3 separate regions of the Homo sapiens genome follow, and regions 1 and 3 are each linked to region 2. A link is a contact called in ENCODE Hi-C or POLR2A ChIA-PET data. All regions are on one chromosome and are shown on one strand. Each heading gives the region's core, a stretch centred on a gene start or an enhancer-like site at or near the end of the contact. The rest is flanking DNA. Distances are from core to core; before and after follow the strand shown.

Region 1 (2,948 bases), core at 123-2,622, 140 kb after region 2:
AGACTCCCAGGCCTCATCTCTAACATATAGAATCAGAATCTCTGGGGATGCAGTCCAAGAATCTGTTTTGTTTTGCTTTGATATGCAACTAGTCGTGGGAGCCACAAACTCTTCCCACTTCCCCATTTTACGTGCTGGGGAAGTATGTAAAGGAAGTAGAGAGAGGCCTAGGGACTTGCTCAGGGTCTCACAACAACCAATTCCAAAGCCAGGGCTGGCACCCAGGCCCCTTGGTTCCCAGCTCGGTGCTCATCCGACTGCTCATTCACCCTCGGGCTTCTCAGTGGGCAGGGTGGAAACACAGCTTCCTTAGATGATGGTCTCAGCCTCCTCCTCCCCCCGCCCCAGCCACCCTGCAGCCGGTTCTCAAGATGGCAAGTGGGGGGTGGATGAAGGTGGTGGCAAAGCGAGAAAGCGCCTGGAATAACACGACATTTTGAAATGTGAATCACTGGCACTTTCTGTTTTCTCCTGTTCCCCCTCTGCACCCTCCCATTCCCGCCCCCCCCCCCCCCCCGCCGACCAGGCACTCTCTGAGCTGTAGGAACGCTAGGCCTGGACATCCACCCAGCGTGTGGAACCAGCTGGGGAAGCCACCTGCGTGCAAGAGTGGGTGGAGTCTGAGATGAGAGCAGAGACTGGGGCTCTGGGCCTACTGCTGTCCCTTCTTGCTGTGTGACTTTGGGCAAGGCACTGTACCTCTCTGGACCTCAGCACTGGGATGCTCACCATAAGGCTTGTCAATACCCTTGGGCTGCCACATGGTGGGGGTGGGGGCCCTGCAGGACCTAGTCTATCCTGAATCCCTCTTCTGCCCTCCTGTCCTGACATTCCATCGCTCGTGTTCCGGTCTTTTGAACCCTGAGTAACAGGAGCCCAGGACGGTGCTGGTGGGAGGGTGCTGGGAAAGGGGGAAGCTGGGGAGGGGGCAGTTAGGGCTGCCAAGTGGAACAGGGGCCACTCAGCCGCTGAATGAGTGTCTGGACTCCCACCCCCAGACACTTCCTCCACATTCCCTCAACTCAGGAGCTAATGATTCAAAAACAGAGGTCAGCTCCTGGCTCCATGTTGACATGCAGGTACAGGGCAGAGCAAGCCAATGGTACCCTGGACCTCAGGGGGCTTGTGCCCTCTGTGGTGTGAAAGGTCACTGGGCATTTCTTAAGTGCCTCCAGCGCCAGGGCTTCTCCTCAGGCACCAAGGAGTGAGTTGGCTCTGTGTGTGTTTGTGTCCCCATCCCCAGATCAGGCCTGACTCACCCCGTGTCCCCACAGTCCAACACAGTGCTGGGTGCACAGCAGGGGCCCCAGGGACATCCCTGCATGGAATTTGTGCTGCCTGGCCAGGACCTCGTCAGCCTCAGCAGGCAGGAGCCTTGGTCCCAAGAGGATTGCCTTTGGGCAAGGCTTTTTTTCAGGCCCTCAGTGACCACATTTCTAAAATTGTGGTAGTGGCCAGTTTCATAGGCTGAGGAGCTCTTTCTGCTCTCCCTCGCCACAGGGTCCCTCTGCCTCAGCAGGAGAGCAGGCCAGAGTGCAGAGTCTGAGTGTGAGGCAGATGTGCATACGCAGGAACTCAGACAGGGCTGGCACATGGCAGCTGCTCAGTTATCGTCTATGAGGGGAAGAAAGGAGGAGGAGGGAAGAGGCAGAAAGAGGGTGAGGCTGGTGTGTGCAGCCCCATCAGCTGGCTCTGTGCTCATCTGATCCCTCTTGATCCCCCAGCTGGCTCCTGCCCACCCTCCTCTACTTCCTCCTGTGGCCTTTTCCCCTCCTCCTGAGAAGAAGGTGATATTGGAGGAAATGGTGGGGAGGGCACTGGAGAAAGCTCCCTAGGAAGTGGAGCTCTGTTCTAGAGACTAGGGAAATTAGGCCGTAAGTCTCCAGACCTCCCCTTCTGAGGAGCCCTCCATATAGCAGGAGGTGCTCAAAGCTGAGTGTCCCAATCCTGAACTTGGCAAACAACCTAACCCTAACACCCCACTGACGGTGTCCCAGGTGTAGACCCCTGTCTGGCTAGGAGGGACAGTGTTTAGTTTGCCACTGAGTGAGGGTGGTGGTGTGGGGTGGGGCTGTAAGAGAGAAATGCACCCCAGGAAGTGGGAAGCCAAGAGTGGGGAGAGTTCCATGCCCAGGAGCCCAGGGCCCACTTGTGGCTGCTCACGCTCACCATGTTTTGTCACCTGCCACTGGCTCCTAACCACTGATCAAAAATAGTCCTCTGCTTGCCCTTACATGTGACCGGCCTGTGGTCAGAGCACCCTACCCAGGCTGGGGTTGGGCTGCACGAGCATCCTGGCCAGCCCTGCCCCAAATGAGACAGGAAGTGCTCTGAAGTGCCTCTGTAGCTGATGGGGGCCGGGGTGGGGGGACCCTGCCAGCAGCTATCTGGGAGAGTTTGGCTTATGTTTCATAGTGTTTTCAAGGTCAGTTTCTTCCTCCTTGTTACCTGTGCCTCTTGTTTCTCTTAAAGGCCATCTGGAAAGAGGATATGGCCCAGAAGCATTTCTGTTCTCTCTCTGGACCTGAACATGGTTCCCCAAGGGTGTATTGTCTTGGCTGGCATGGTGGGTGGAGAGGGTATGGGGACAGGGTGGGCCCTAGCTTAGAATCCAAGCCACAGGGGCTTTAAACCCAAGAGAAAAAAACGTGGAGAGCTACAACCAGGCATTTTACCAATGAGGAAGCAACTTCTAGGGAGGTGAAGTGACTCACCTAGTGACTTCAAAATAAAAAATTCCCATTTCACAGATGAGGAGACAAAATCATAGAGACAAAACGTGACCTGCCTAGGGTAACACCATAGTGGCAGAACTCTGACTGGACCCAAATCTCTGGGTTCCTCGCTTCCTTCCATCCTGCTGGACAGCTCTGTGTGTGTGATCTGTTGGTAAATTAGTTATGCTTATCTCCATTTACAAATGAGGAAACTGAATCTCAGAACAATGG
Region 2 (2,786 bases), core at 207-2,706:
CCTGTTTGATGAGAAAGGTGATGAGAAAGGCAGGCCTGCAGGGGGCAGCACATGGCCAGTACTTCACTCATGAGGGACTGGCTCATGGGACTCCTGGCTTTGCAAGAAATCAGAGCCTTCCCAGGCATAGGGGAGCCTTGGAGATTTCTGCAAGGAGCCTCAGTTCTGGTGTTGAGATATTTATTATGCCCTGCAAGTTACTGATGCTGGTGGAATTAGGTCCTTGGGCTTCTTGGTCTCCTGGCCTCTGTGGTCCAGCCAGCCTCTTCCCCTATCCCTCAAGGATTACTTCTACGATCTCCGAACTTCAGGGCTGAGAGGGACTTAAATGGTGATCTAACCCTAACACATCATGTTACCAATACAGGAGGCAACCAACCTTGCAAGGTGGGGATGTGTGTATCTCCCATCTTACAGGAGAGAAAACAGAGGCTCAGTGAGGTTAAATGACTTTCACCAGGTCCCACAAGTAAGAAGTGATAGATTAAAGCTCTTTTGTTTGCAGGCATCAGAAATGTCTAGTCAGTTTAAGCAAAGGAGAGGAACATGGATCCTGGGGGGATTTCACAGAATGGCAAGAAAATCAACTAATTTGGCCTCCATGGGTGGGGCCCGGGGTAGCTCAAGATTGGCAGCAACAGTCTGTGGCTCTTTCTGTCCTGAACCTGCTCTCAGGGATGAGCACTAGCCCCAGTCCAGCCCAGACCCTGTATCTCTCAGGTCTAAAATTCAGGTTGCTGGGATAGAGGTTCTAGATGGACCCCTTGGATCACTCAGCAGTGGTCAGAGGTCAGGGGGTTACTAGCATAGTTATGGAGGATTTGTTTTGAGTCCTGTAGTGAAGCCCTGACAAGAACACCACAGGTGTCAACACCTGGTCGATGTGGGTCTTCCAAGGCTCAGCCGGGGCCTCTGTTCTGTCGCACAGTCACACAGTCTGCTCTCCAGTAGCTGCAGGCTAATCCCAGCTGTAAGGTCAGCCGAGGAAACGGAAGGTGCTGTTTGCATTTTAATAAGGAATCCAAAAGACCAAAGGCCTCTGGGTCCTAAAAGACTGGTTTTCTCAAATGGTGCAAAGTCCAGGTATTGTAACTGATGGGGCACCAGGGGTAAGGAGCCCTCCCTGGTACTTCCCGTCACACCCACACAAGTGTGCCTCCAACTTATAAAGTTCACCTGTTTATCTTGCTGCCGCTTGTTCCCCCAACTCCTTTCCATCTCCCTCTCCAAGGATTCAGTAATATGTTGTCTAGACACTACTGCTGCTGTTTCTCCTCCATTAATCCATTTTAATTGGAAAGTTATCATAATGCAAACTCTCTTTGGTATTATTTGCGGCTCTGCATTATTAGAACCTCACCAACTCGCTTTCCCAGCAAATTAAACTTGCTATGGAAGCAATGAGATCAGCTGCTCATATTAAATCAGGCCGCACGTTGTTAAGTGGGGCTGGGAATGGGGCTTCCTCAGCTGGGTGGGGCGCAATCGCTGGAGGCGTTTACAATGGCACCACTGTTTTTATGCTGGGGATTTGGCCTCTGTGCTCAGTTCTCCTCTTTTTTTGGCACTGTGTATTGGAAATTAGAGATGGAAAGAAAGAGGGGACAAAAAACCCTCTGGTGGTATTTGGCCTCTCACCCCAAACCCAGGGCAAACAGCAATGATCAGAATGCACATGGCCTTAACCCCAGATGAATTACAAAGCATATTCCAGTAGTCCTAAGAGCCTTGTGAAGTAGCGATGATCATCCCCTGTGTATGCAGCTGGAAACTGAAGCTCAGAGAAGGTACTTCTAGGGGCTGCACAGGCAACACATAGTAGACGCGGACTCTAAGCCGAGTCCTCTGAGTCTAAAACCAGACGGCCCGAAGGGATGAAACGCCAACCACAGTGAGCAGACCCTTTTTACAGAGCAGATCCTGGAACGGATTCATTTCTAGCTGATAGTATGGAAAGCAGTTAATAAATGACCAGGTTTCCTATTTGTGGATTATCACCACCTCAGCATCTAATTTTTCCCAGTTACCCACTCAATAGAACAACATGGCTGACACTCCTGCCCACCCACCCAACGGCCATTTCCCCCTACTCCCTTGCTACCCGAAACCTAATTTTGTTAAGTCAGAAATGTGCCCAATCTCAGAGGAAGACTCATGATTGGTCTAAGCCAGCCATGGGCGTCTGTTTCCCTTGTCAGTGATTGGTCTAGAGGTAAGCATGTGACTCATTTCTGGCCAATTACACCTAAGGGAAAGACTGCCGATGACTTCTGGGAAAAACTTTCTCTCCGATGGCGGCAGAGCAGGGAGGAAACTTTTGCTTGAGTTTCTCTCTTCCAGTGTGGGCACTATTTGTTATAGTTAAAAAGTCCCCCAATTCTTTGACCTTGCTTCCAAAGGTGGAGCCCATTTCCCCTCCTGCTGAGCGTGGGCCACACTTAGCGACTGGCTTTCAATGAAGAGAATGTAACAGAGGTGAAAGTGTGTGACATTCGAGGAAAGGCCATAAAAGACATTGGTGCTTCAGCTTTGCTCTCGCGGCTGTCTGACTCTGGGGGAAGCCAGCCACCACGTCATGAGGACACCCAAACAGCCTACGGAGAGGCCCACGTAGGGAGGAGCTGAGGCCCCCTGCCAGCAAGCAGCCCTAGCCCGCCAGCTGTGTGAGTGAGCGAGCCTTTTTGGAAGTGCATCCTCCTGTCCCAGTCCAGCCCTCAGATGGCTGCAGCCCTGCTAGCATCTTGACTGCCGCCTCATGAGGGACCTCAAGCCAGAACCAACAGCCA
Region 3 (2,989 bases), core at 368-2,867, 190 kb after region 2:
GGTACTCGGAGGGGCAGTGTGCCCTAGAGAAAGGGGCAGCTCTTGAAACAGGAAGTGGCTGGACTTTTTCTTGAGCACCAAGGAAGCCAAGAACAGCCATTTGGTCTTCATGTATCCAAGATAGCCTCTAGGGCCCCTTCTGCCCAGCAGGGTGACTTTCAAATGTCGGGAAGGTGATGTTGTACCCATAGGGTTGAGGGGTCATATGCCAGTGGCAGATAGAAAATATCTCAGAAATCTCAGGCTTTATTTTAAAAATGCGTGCAGAATTTAAGGAAATCTATTTCTTTCCCACAGCATATCCACGTGTGCATGTATGTTTGTGTGTGGGTATGCATAAGTGTGTATGCACATCGCAATTCTCTAACTAACCACTGTTCTAGGAAGAGCTGCTGTGCCTTTGGTATAGCTCCCTATACTCCCTGGAACCCTGCCATGTATTCATCACCCTCACTCTGGGATATGTGTACTACCCAGCAGGTCAAATACTTCCATTTCCTGAGCCTAGGGAGGAACTGGGCAAACAGTTAAGGGCTAAAGGGGCATAGTTCATAGTGAGGATCTGCTCAGTGTGGCTGAGCTGAAACAGGTCAGGAAGTTACAAGATTGCCTGATGTCACCCAGTAACTGTAAGACTAGAACTCTGGTCCCTAAGTCCTAGTTCAGCACACATTTCCACCTCCTCTGGGCCAGCTCCTGGGCAACAGAATATACTTGGTCATACTTCTTGCCTTGTCTGCCTACCTGGCACATTGCTGGGAAACAGGGCTTCTCTCTGGGAGCCCAACATTCTGGCAATCAAATATAAAGTATGACTTGTGCCCACCCCACTCCTCCCCACTACTGTGGCTGAAACGCTGTGATTCCCACACCTGGGCTCTCCCACTTGCCCTTTTGGATTTCTAGACAGGCAAGTGAGAAATATGTGATCTGTTTGGACTTGAGCAAGATATTTGGCAAGGTGTCTCATGCGCATCTCAAGGTGAAGAGTTAGGACTGGATGCTAGTGCAATTCAATAGATTAGGAACCGGTTAAAGGGCCATACCCAAATGGAATGGATAAATCTAACTACATCAGCCTAGATGAGGGTCTCTAGTGGCATGTCAAGGGACTCTGTCTTTGGCCATATCTTATTCAGCCCTTTTATCAATGACTGGAATGAAATAGGTGAGGGAAGGGTGAACATTTATTGAGAAACTCCTGTGTCAGCAACTATTGCCAATATTTTACAAAGCTTATTTATCTTATCCCTCACAGCCTGACTGTAAGAGAGGTTGTATTACCCTTTCACAGACCAGGAAATAAATATGTAACCAAGGGCAAGCAACTTGCCCAAGGTCTCACAGCAATTAATGCAATAAGATTTGGCATCCAGACTGGGATCTGAAGGCTGGGGCTCTGTGTCACATGTGGCACTAAACTGTCTTATCACCGAGGGGCAAGTGGGAAGGTCAGAGGGATGGACAATACCAGGAAGGTGAGAGGCAGGTCTGAAGAGGACTGAAATTAACACTGGGCCAAAATAACTGCACACCAAGATGCAAGGTGATAGAGACCTTTGCTCACACTGGGGCTCAGATGCTCACCAGACACACACAGGATGTGGGATACCTGGGTCAACAGCACAAGTGAAAAGGTGTTGGGTTTTTAGTTGACAGGAAGTTTCATATGAGTCAACGGTGGGATGTGGTAGCCAACAGAGCTAATGTCACCGTGGCCTCCACAAGTGGAGGTACAATGAACAGAGCGAGGGAGGAGCTACTCCTTAGTCAGCGTGTGCCCAGGAAATGGAGCTCAGACCTGGTGACCTCAGTGGAAGACAAGCATCGAAAACCCGCCGAGCTCTCGGAGGGCAGGGAAGAGGGGCTTCTTGCGGTTGCTGCTGCACATTCCTCTCCTCATTCTTTGTCATTCCCAAAATTACCAAAGCTTATTAATACCTTTCTGAGAAGTTATGGCCACTTCTTGATTTTTATGCTTTTGCCTTTCAAGCCCTAAGAATATGCTACTCATTCAGTTTTGAATTTTTATTAATGTAACTTGAGTGAATGCAGGGAGTCCTTGTGACCCAGTCTCTACATTAAGTTATAGTCAAAGAAGCACAATCCAATAACCAAAAGAAAGTAAGAGATTTTCAATCTTTATGCACATCTCTCAAAGGAATGAAAAGAATGAGACCTGCTTTTAGTTCTCTGTCTCATTTCCTTATGCTTCAAAAAACATCCACTCTACGAAACACTCCAAACTCTCCTATATCCAGTCAATCTCTTGTGCCATCTCCCTTTGGTTCTTCCATATCTCCATTATTTAGATGGGCTTAACATCTGTGTTTTCATTTTCTTTTCCTTTTTCTCCTCCTTGACTCCACTCTTCTTTAGTTTTCTTTCTAGTTTACTTCTGACCCAAATTCCTTTTTACAAAGGAGAAGTCAGGAACTGACCTAGCAAACCAGAATACTACCCCTTCCCTCCTGTCTCTGCAACACTGCCCATCTCTCCCCATCCTCCCCATCCTGGGAACCTGGATGGCCAAGATGGAACTCTTTTTTGAGAGCTGGGGGAGGAGAAATGGAGCAGGCAAGGAAGACAATTTTGGTGGTGGGTGGTAGCAAACATGGTGTTGGAAAAGATGGTGGGGAGGCTGGGAACACTCTACATACCAACCTTGTCCTCATCACATTAGCATGTGGGCACTGTGGGTGGAAGAGCCTGGCCACTCGTGCGTGACAAACTCCAACACAGACTGCCATGCAAGAGCTACTTGTTGTAGTGAATGGCAGCAAGGAGAGGCCCCTCCTTACCCCTGAGATCCCCATTGCCATGGATGGTTCATTTTCATTACCTTGCTGGTCTCCTTTTCTTTGCAGAGTTGACTGTTTCTGTAATAGCATACCTTGAGATCTACTCAGAAATGGCAGACTGGGAGAGATGGCACTCCCACTTATTCCACGTGCTCTCCTACACTTCCCAGCCTCCTAGGTGAGGGCTG

The links. Hi-C counts contacts between places; a loop is a spot of excess contacts on that map. ChIA-PET counts read pairs that join two places held with the same protein, here RNA polymerase II (POLR2A). Pooled maps may share reads with other maps.
Region 1: a loop to region 2 is called in a pooled map, with 2.5 times the contacts of the local background. The contact joins two enhancer-like sites. A Hi-C loop is called at or near these places in 5 of 168 maps with a recorded cell type or tissue (Caco-2, aorta, ascending aorta and 2 more) and 11 of 50 pooled maps. POLR2A ChIA-PET finds 5 or more read pairs at or near these places in 1 of 52 experiments (WTC11).
Region 3: a pooled map shows a loop between it and region 2 (4-fold over the local background). The contact joins two enhancer-like sites. A Hi-C loop is called at or near these places in 7 of 168 maps with a recorded cell type or tissue (A673, GM12878, HAP-1 and 4 more), 17 of 37 single-sample maps with no recorded cell type and 14 of 50 pooled maps.

The regions. Positions count from the first base shown.
Region 1 is chr15:69,666,944-69,669,891 of GRCh38, forward strand. All of the region lies in intron 1 of PCAT29 (prostate cancer associated transcript 29), which reads left to right. Among named protein-coding and RNA genes, the nearest start is that of PCAT29, 76 kb to the left of the region's middle. RefSeq lists an enhancer at 2,042-2,121. Within about 2 kb of position 1,373, at least 9 of the 41 ENCODE cell types and tissues checked have a DNase peak (open chromatin) inside an H3K27ac peak, as active enhancers do.
Region 2 is chr15:69,523,540-69,526,325 of GRCh38, forward strand. No RefSeq gene overlaps it. Among named protein-coding and RNA genes, the nearest start is that of DRAIC, 37 kb to the right of the region's middle. RefSeq lists enhancers at 1-127, 2,655-2,786. Within about 2 kb of position 1,457, at least 4 of the 41 ENCODE cell types and tissues checked have a DNase peak (open chromatin) inside an H3K27ac peak, as active enhancers do.
Region 3 is chr15:69,712,719-69,715,707 of GRCh38, forward strand. No RefSeq gene overlaps it. Among named protein-coding and RNA genes, the nearest start is that of LINC00593, 120 kb to the right of the region's middle. Within about 2 kb of position 1,618, at least 4 of the 41 ENCODE cell types and tissues checked have a DNase peak (open chromatin) inside an H3K27ac peak, as active enhancers do.